Regions from separate parts of the Homo sapiens genome. Here region 2 is linked to region 1. A link is a contact called in ENCODE Hi-C or POLR2A ChIA-PET data. All regions are on one chromosome and are shown on one strand. Each heading gives the region's core, a stretch centred on a gene start or an enhancer-like site at or near the end of the contact. The rest is flanking DNA. Distances are from core to core; before and after follow the strand shown.

Evidence for each region. A loop is a pair of places that touch in the nucleus more often than their neighbours do. ChIA-PET counts read pairs that join two places held with the same protein, here RNA polymerase II (POLR2A). Pooled maps may share reads with other maps.
Region 2: a loop to region 1 is called in a pooled map, with 18 times the contacts of the local background. The contact joins the enhancer-like site here to the promoter of MATN1-AS1 in region 1. A Hi-C loop is called at or near these places in 7 of 50 pooled maps. POLR2A ChIA-PET finds 5 or more read pairs at or near these places in 3 of 52 experiments (AG04449, OCI-LY7 and activated CD8-positive, alpha-beta memory T cell).

Annotation. Positions count from the first base shown.
Region 1 is chr1:30,717,133-30,720,821 of GRCh38, forward strand. MATN1-AS1 (MATN1 antisense RNA 1) reads left to right here and starts at 1,640. Exons shown (of 4, transcript NR_034182.1): 1 at 1,640-2,433. MATN1 (matrilin 1) reads right to left here. Exons shown (of 8, transcript NM_002379.3): 3 at 1,603-1,825. RefSeq lists silencers at 863-1,042, 1,083-1,602, 2,163-2,252 and enhancers at 1,663-1,832, 1,930-2,505.
Region 2 is chr1:31,392,864-31,396,552 of GRCh38, forward strand. No RefSeq gene overlaps it. Among named protein-coding and RNA genes, the nearest start is that of SERINC2, 19 kb to the right of the region's middle. RefSeq lists a silencer at 1,839-2,133. Within about 2 kb of position 1,993, at least 6 of the 41 ENCODE cell types and tissues checked have a DNase peak (open chromatin) inside an H3K27ac peak, as active enhancers do.

The sequences.
Region 1 (3,689 bases), core at 390-2,889:
GAATGAAAAGTCTCACTAAAAAGGTAAAGGCCAAGGGTTAGGGCCTTTAGTCTGTTTAGTTCACTGCTGTATCAAGACACCCAAGTGTCTAGAACAGCATACAATGAACACAGCACCTATCTGTCAAATACCATATAATGAGGGTTACATTTTGCATTATCTCACTGGATCCTCTCAATAACGTGCATGCTCTTCTTAGACCCATTTTACAAATGGGTAAAGTCCCTGCCCTAACCCTGATCCTGTCCTACTGGACACCCTGCCCCTGCGGGTCACATCCCAAAGACCCACACACACACCTCCCCTCCGAGAAGGGCTCTGAACCTTCTCCTGCCAGTGCCCAGGCCTCTCAGACTCTCCCGCATCACAGAAAACTCTGGCACCCAAAACTCACGACACAGAAACATGTGTAGGTTTTCTGGGAGCTCTCCTTCCTGAGCTCTGGGCCCTCCTTGGTCCCTGCCAGGATTCTGCCACATAAAAGGGCTCTGTTGTTTTTTGTGTGTGCGGTTTTTTTTTTTGTTTTGTTTTTTTTTTGAGACGGAGTCGTCTCGCTCTGTCGCCCAGGCTGGAGTGCAGTGGCACGATCTCGGCTCACTGCAAGCTCCGCTTCCCGGGTTCACGCCGTTTTCCTGGCGCAGCCTCCCGAGTAGCTGGGACTACAGGCGCCCGCAACAACGCCCGGCTAATTTTTTGTATTTTTAGTAGAGACCGGTTTCACCATGTTGGCCAGGATGGTCTCGATCTCCTGACTTCGTGATCCGCCCGCCTCGGCCTCTCAAAGTGCTGGGATTACAGGCGTGAGCCACCGCGCCCGGCCATAAAAGGACTCTTAACATCGCCTCTCCCCAACTCCCTTAACCTGGGGCTGGAGACCCTCCTCCGTTATCAGGCTCCGCCCCAGCTACGGCCCCACCCCTGGTGCTGGCACCACCTCAGTCTAATCCAGGTTCCACCCCCAATCCACCTAAGCCGTGTCCCTAGCCCTGGCCCCGCCCTGATGTTGCCGTGTAACTCAGTTCCCGCCGTTTTATAGGCTACCGCCCCAGCCAGGCCCCGCCCTCTGATGTGGCCCCGCCCCCCGACGCTGACTTTTTCTGTCTTCACTTTAGCGCTGGCTCCGCCCCTAGCCTTGGCCCGCCTCAGCGCGGACTCTCAGTCTCTGCGCCTGCCACGGCCTCGTCCCGCTCAGCCCTGGCCCTGCCCCTGGAGCCGACTCTCTCCGCCTCCGCCCCGGTCCCGCCCTGGCACTGACTGTCTCCGTCTTCGCCCCTGCCCTGGCCCCGCCCCCTGCCTGCTCTGGCCCCGCCCCGCCGCTCTCTCCGTCTCCGCCCCTGCCCTGGCCCCACCCTTGCCCCGCCCCGGCGCTGACTCTCTCCGTCTCCGCCTCCGCCCCCGGCTCCTCCCCGGCCCCGCCCCGGCACTGACATTCTATCTCTCTCCCGTCTCCGCCTCTGCCCCCCCCCCGGCCCCGCCCCTGCCCTGCGCCGGCGCTGGCTCCGTCTGCGCCTCAGCCTCGGTCCCGCCTCCAGCCCTGGCCCCGCCCCGCCGCTCTCCCCTTCTCCGCCCCTGCCCTGGCTCCGCCCCCGCCTGCCCGCGCACCGCAGAAGGCCTCCTGGAACTTCCTGGACAGCTTCTCGATGACGCTGTAGCTCTCCACGTAATCGACGTGTTCGTCCTGCGGCTCGCTGGCGATCTGCCGCAGCGTGGCCTTGTCCACGCTGCCCACTCCGATGGCGAACAGCTCGACGCCGCTGGCCCGGGCCCGCGCAGACACGTCCTGCACGCTGTCCTGGGGCCTCCCGTCTGTCACCACGATGACCACCTGCGACACGCGGGGCGGTGTGACACCGGGCTCCCGGAAGCCCACGGGACTGTCCAGGAGAGGAGGCTGAGGCCCGGAGAGGCGGGAGGACTGCCGGGTCGCACAGCCAGGCGGCACCCGGGGGAAGAGGACCCGGCTGGCCGAAGAGGAGACCCGTTTCCTCTGACTGAGAGACGTGGCTGGGGGGCTTTCCATCTGCTTCGCCTCCCTCGGGCAGGCAGCTCTGAGATGCCCGGAGGGATGTGATGCCCCATCGCCAAATTGGGGTCTCTAAGGTCAGGGCCATGCCTTCCCCTCAGACTGAGGCGGCTGAGGGCAGGGTCCTCAGGCTGATGGCTGTGGGAGTCGTGCCACGCCCCTCGTGCCCCCGGGAGGCCCGGCCGGGGCTGGGTGGGGGGATCCGGTGGTTCCACATGGTGCAGTTCTGCGCTTTGGCCACCAGATGGCAGCCGAAGCTAAGGGATGGGGCTGCCGTCTCCCGTCTTGCTGTCCTTGTCCCGGTAAGACCGGGGACCCTGGACCAGGGAACCGACGGAGGGCCACTCCCATGTGGATGCCCAAGGGACCAACCCAAGAAAGATGCCGCCCTTATCCTCCTCCACTCCCCGGTATGATACATGCCCCTGCCAGAGAGGGAAAGAATCTGCCTGCTCCCCTCCCACTAGGCTCCTCTGGTCTGTACCCTGGAAAGAAAGAGGTGGCGGACTCTGTCACTGAGATCCGGCTTCGTGACCCCCTGTCTGCACCCGCCCTGAGGCTAGGGCGCTCCCAGCTCTGCCCAGTCTGGGTTAGGCATCCAGTCCCGCTTTGCTGCTTCTCTGCTTCTGACTTGGGTCTGTTTCTGATTCCTGGGTCCCATCCTTAGCCCCAGGTCCTGACACCCTGTCCTGATGACAGGCAGTTGAGACAGGCCGTGTTTAGAAATGCAGCTCCACAAGCTACAGGTCACCTTCCTGAGCCTCAGTGTCTTCAACTGTAAAAAGGGTTGTGGTGAGGTTGAGTGAGATGACTCCTGGTTAGAAGCCAGAAGGGGCAACTATTATTTTTACCATCATTACCCTGGGCTACCTGGGGAGTGACTTTGTACAATCTCTTCCTCTCCAGGGGCCTGGGCTCCTGGCTCTGAAAATCTAGCTGTGACTATTCGCTGCCATCCCGAGGCCCACTGCCTCCTCGAGTCCCTACTCCCCTCCCTGCAACCCAGCTTTCAGATTGTCCACCTTGCTGGGTCCTCCCACAGGTGAACTCCAGGCTGAACACCTGGAGTCTGGTGCCAGCTCCCCCAGCGCCGCTGTGTCACCTGCTGGAGGAGCTCTCTCCTCACTTGCCCACCCCACGCCACCACCCCCATCTCCTTCACCCTCTCCACCACCTCAACCATCAGCTTCATCTACAGCACCCCGTGCTGAAACTTGTAGTTGGCCCCAAGACCGACAGGCTGCCTGATACGTCATTTCTCTAAGGGGTGGTAATGGCTGGGATTATATGCTGTTGTCTCTGTGAATGCTTTTCCCACTTATTGGCTGAGCAAGTTGCTTAAGCTTCTTATGCCTCAGTTTCACCATCTGTAAAATGGGGATACCACCTCCGAGCAGAATCATGTTCATTTATCCACTGTGTGCTAGAGAGTGGGGTATGGAGGAGGGATAAGAAAGAACCTCCCCTGAGCTGGGGCCCTGAGCAGGGAAGTGGCGACTCGGGCTAACGAAGGCTGCAGTGGGGAAGTGCTGGAGCCTGTGGGGGTGCCACAGGAACAGAGGACACCTGGCTTAGCCTCAGGTTCTGTGCTGAGCCCTGAACATGACAGTGAGGATACAAGTCCTGGGAAACGCTCAGCCCTCTGCCTGGAGCCCTCACTGACAGC
Region 2 (3,689 bases), core at 743-3,242, 680 kb after region 1:
AGTCTATTAGCATTTGATCATAGCCTTTTCATCCAGTCATATTTCTACATGGCTGTCCATACTTTGTTGAACCTAAGCATAAAAACGAATAGTTTTCTGTTTTTCTTCAGGTCTTCATGCTGAAGGCTCCCATGTACATGTTAATAATAACTTTTGTATGCTTTGTCTCCAATTTTCTGCCTTTTGTGAGTTGATTTTTCCATGAACCTTCAGAGGGCAAAAGGGAAAATTTTCCCTGGCCCCCATATGCTGTTTACCAATTTCTGTGGTGTAAATACCCCCACTCGGCTGATTCAAGCTGCTGCCACGATGTTATGGAGCCAAGAGTTAGGAAGAGATGTGCAGAAGCACATCATTATGTCATAATTCCACTACACAGATAACAACAGATGTAGGGCTGGGTGCGGGGGCTCACGCCTGTAATCCCAGCACTTTAGGAGGCCGAGGTGGGTGGATCACTTGAGGTCAGGAGTTCGACACCAGCCTGGCCAACATGGTGAAACCCTGTCTCTACTAAAATTACAAAAATTAGCCCAGCATGGTGGTGTGCGCCTGTAATCCCAGCTACTCGGGAGGCTGAGGTAGGGGAATTGCTTGAACCTGGGAGGCAGAGGTTGTAGTGAGCTGAGATGGTGCCAGTCAGCTCCATGTAGTGAGCTGAGATGGTGCCACTCAGGCAATAGCAAGACTCTGTCTCAAAAATAAATAAATAAATAAAAATGAAAAAAAAATAAATGTAGGTAAACTCAAGAGAATAGATAATAGTGAAATATAGTAAAATAATTAGGAAGTGATGATTTTTAATATCTTTGTTTTAATATAATTTATTTAATTGTAAATGTATACAATTTAATTTTAAAATTTTTATTATGATGATATATATTTTTTGGGGACAGGGTCTCACTCTGTCATCCAGGCTGGAGTGCAGTGGCATGATCACAGCTCACTGCAGCCTTGACCTCCTGGGCTCAAGCAATCCTCCCACCTCAGCCTCCTGAGTAGCTGAGAATATAGGCATGCGCCACCGCACCCCGTTAATGTTTAAAATTTTTTGTAGAGACAGGGTCTCACTATGTTGCCCAGCCTGATATTATGATTTTTTAAGAGATGGAAGTCTCACTATTTTGCCCAGGCTGATCTGGAACTCCTGGCCTCAAGTGATCCTCCTCTCACCTCAGCCTCCCAAAGTGCTGGGATTACTGGTGTGAGCTGCTGTGCCCAGTATACAATTTAATTTTTAGCAATGACTGTTAAACAGCCCTCTTGCAAAATGCCTGAAACTTTAGCAATTTGCTCTTGCTAGCTGGTGTGAGCGGCTCTTATACACTGATGGACTTGTCCCCAGCCAAAGGCATCCCACAGGGCATTGTCAACAAAAGAGGCCCCATGATATAATATTTATAATTATAAATATTAATACTTTTTGACCCAGTCAAAATCATCTCCCAGACCTCAAGAAACTCTTCTTGGGGTCACTTGCACCTCCTCTTAATTCTCCTAAACACATTGTTGCCATTTAGACTACTGAATGTCAGAGCCAGAAGGGTCCTGAGGCCATTTGGTGCCTTCAACTTGTGAAGATGGGGAAACTGAGGCCCAGGGTAGGGCAGGGACTTGCTTAAGCTCATTAACATTGAAAACCAAGTCTTATGGCTCCCAGGTCAGGACTCATCCTATTAACTCCTTTCTTAGGGATAGGGAAGCTGGCCCAGAGAGAGGAAGGTGAGTGCAAATTCACACAGCAAACAAGCGTCAGAGCCAGAGCCTGGGGATTCTCCTCGCCCGCCCAGATCTCCTCGGAACCTTCACCTTCCTCTTGGGCCCTGGAAATGAGGCATGTGCGCGCCTCCTCCGTGCACCCAGGGCCAGGCGTTGAAGACGGAAGGGGCGATTCCTGCGGGTGTTCTTCTCGGAGCTGAGGTTGGCACGCACCAGTTTGTCCACCGGGGGGCACTACGGAGCCGAGCTAGGAGAGCGCGCGGGCTCCCGGAGCCTCCCAGCCCTGATTGATCCGCACTTGAGCCCGGCGGGAAAACAGGTGTCCCGAGAGGAGAGGAACTAGCCAGACGTCACCCTGAGAACTAGAGACAGAGCTGGCACTTGACGCGGACCTCCTGACACCAGTCAGGTGCACTCTCCCGGCGTCTAAGCGCGTCCCTCCCCCTCTTCCGGGGGCCGGGCTGCTACTTCTTTTCCTGTCAACTGGGGTCAGCGAAGGCCCTCCTGGGCCAGGCTGTGCAGAACCACAGCTCTGTCTGGCATGGCATTGCACCTCCACTGGACAGTGGCCGGTGCTGAGCGACACATGCCTCATTCCCTCTCTGTCCAGGGCCGCTCCCCACCCCGCCTTCTTCTTCTTCTTCTTCTTTTTTTTTTTGGAAACGGAGTCTTGCTCTGTCACCCAGGCTGGAGTGCAGTGGCGCGACCTCGGCTCACTGCAATCTCTGCCTCCTGGGTCCAAGCCATTCTCCTGCCTCAGCCTCCCAAGAGTACCTGGGATTACAGGCGCCCGCCACCACACCCAGCTAATTTTTGTATTTTTAGTAGAGACGGGGTTTCACCATGTTGGCCAGGCTGGTCTTGAACTCCTGACCTTGGGTGATCCGCCCATCTCGGCCTCCCAAAGTGCTGGGATTACAGGCGTGAGCCACCGCGCCCGCCCCGCCTTCTGTCATCCCGTATCAGCGCAAGTCTTTGCCGTTTACCAAACATTGTCACACCCTCTGATTACCTTCTTTTTCTGAGTAGAGAGGAAGGGTGGCGGGGGCTGGGGTTAGACCTGAGCTTCAGTCTTGGACCAGCTACTCAAACTCACCTCGTTACACAATCACTTTGTGCCTTGGTTTCCTTATTTTAAAGCAGAGATCATAGTTCTTATCTCACAGGGTTGTTGAGAGGATTAAAAGAGGTAACACAGCAAGTCCTTGGGAACTTTTCTTTTTGAGACAGGGTCTTGCTTTGTATCCCAGGCTGAAGTGCAATACCGCGATCGTGGCTCACTGCAGCCTCCACTTCCTGGCCTCAAGCAATCCTCCTGCCTCAGCCTCCATGTAGCTGGGACCACATGCGGCTCCACCATGGCTAATTTTTTATTGTTTTGTAGAGGCAGGGTTTTACTTTGTTGCCCAGGCTGGTCTCCAACTCCTGGGCTCAAGCGATCCTCCCATCTCTTCCTCCCGAAGTGCTGGGATTACAGGTGTAAGCCACCTCACCTGGCCCTTGGGAACTTTTTATCATGATTGAAACCTGCACAAGCATCGTAGGAGAGATGGAACTGCCTTCACCTTACACTGGCAGAACTGAGGCTCTGAGAGGCTCTCAGTGAGGAGTCATAAGGGAACTTTTTATTTGAGCGCCAGGTGTGATTGACTTAGGGGTATAAGAAGTAGAACTTTCTTTCTCTTCAATCCGGAGCTGTGTCTAAGCTGGGATGGGAGATAAATGTACGTGCAGCTAAGGCTTGGTAGGTCCATGTGTGTGTGTTCCCAGGCATGTTTTCTACATGGATCACCTTGCAACACCCATTGTCCTTTTTGCTCTGAGTGGCCCTTCTGGGGCTGACATCTCTCTCTCTCTGCTTCTTCTGGGCATTACTAGAAAGGCAAGAATTGTTCTGCGGAGTTGGGTTCACAGTGCGGCTCGGGGTCATTTGGTCACTGGGCTCTGGCCACCATCTGCAGAGCCAGAGG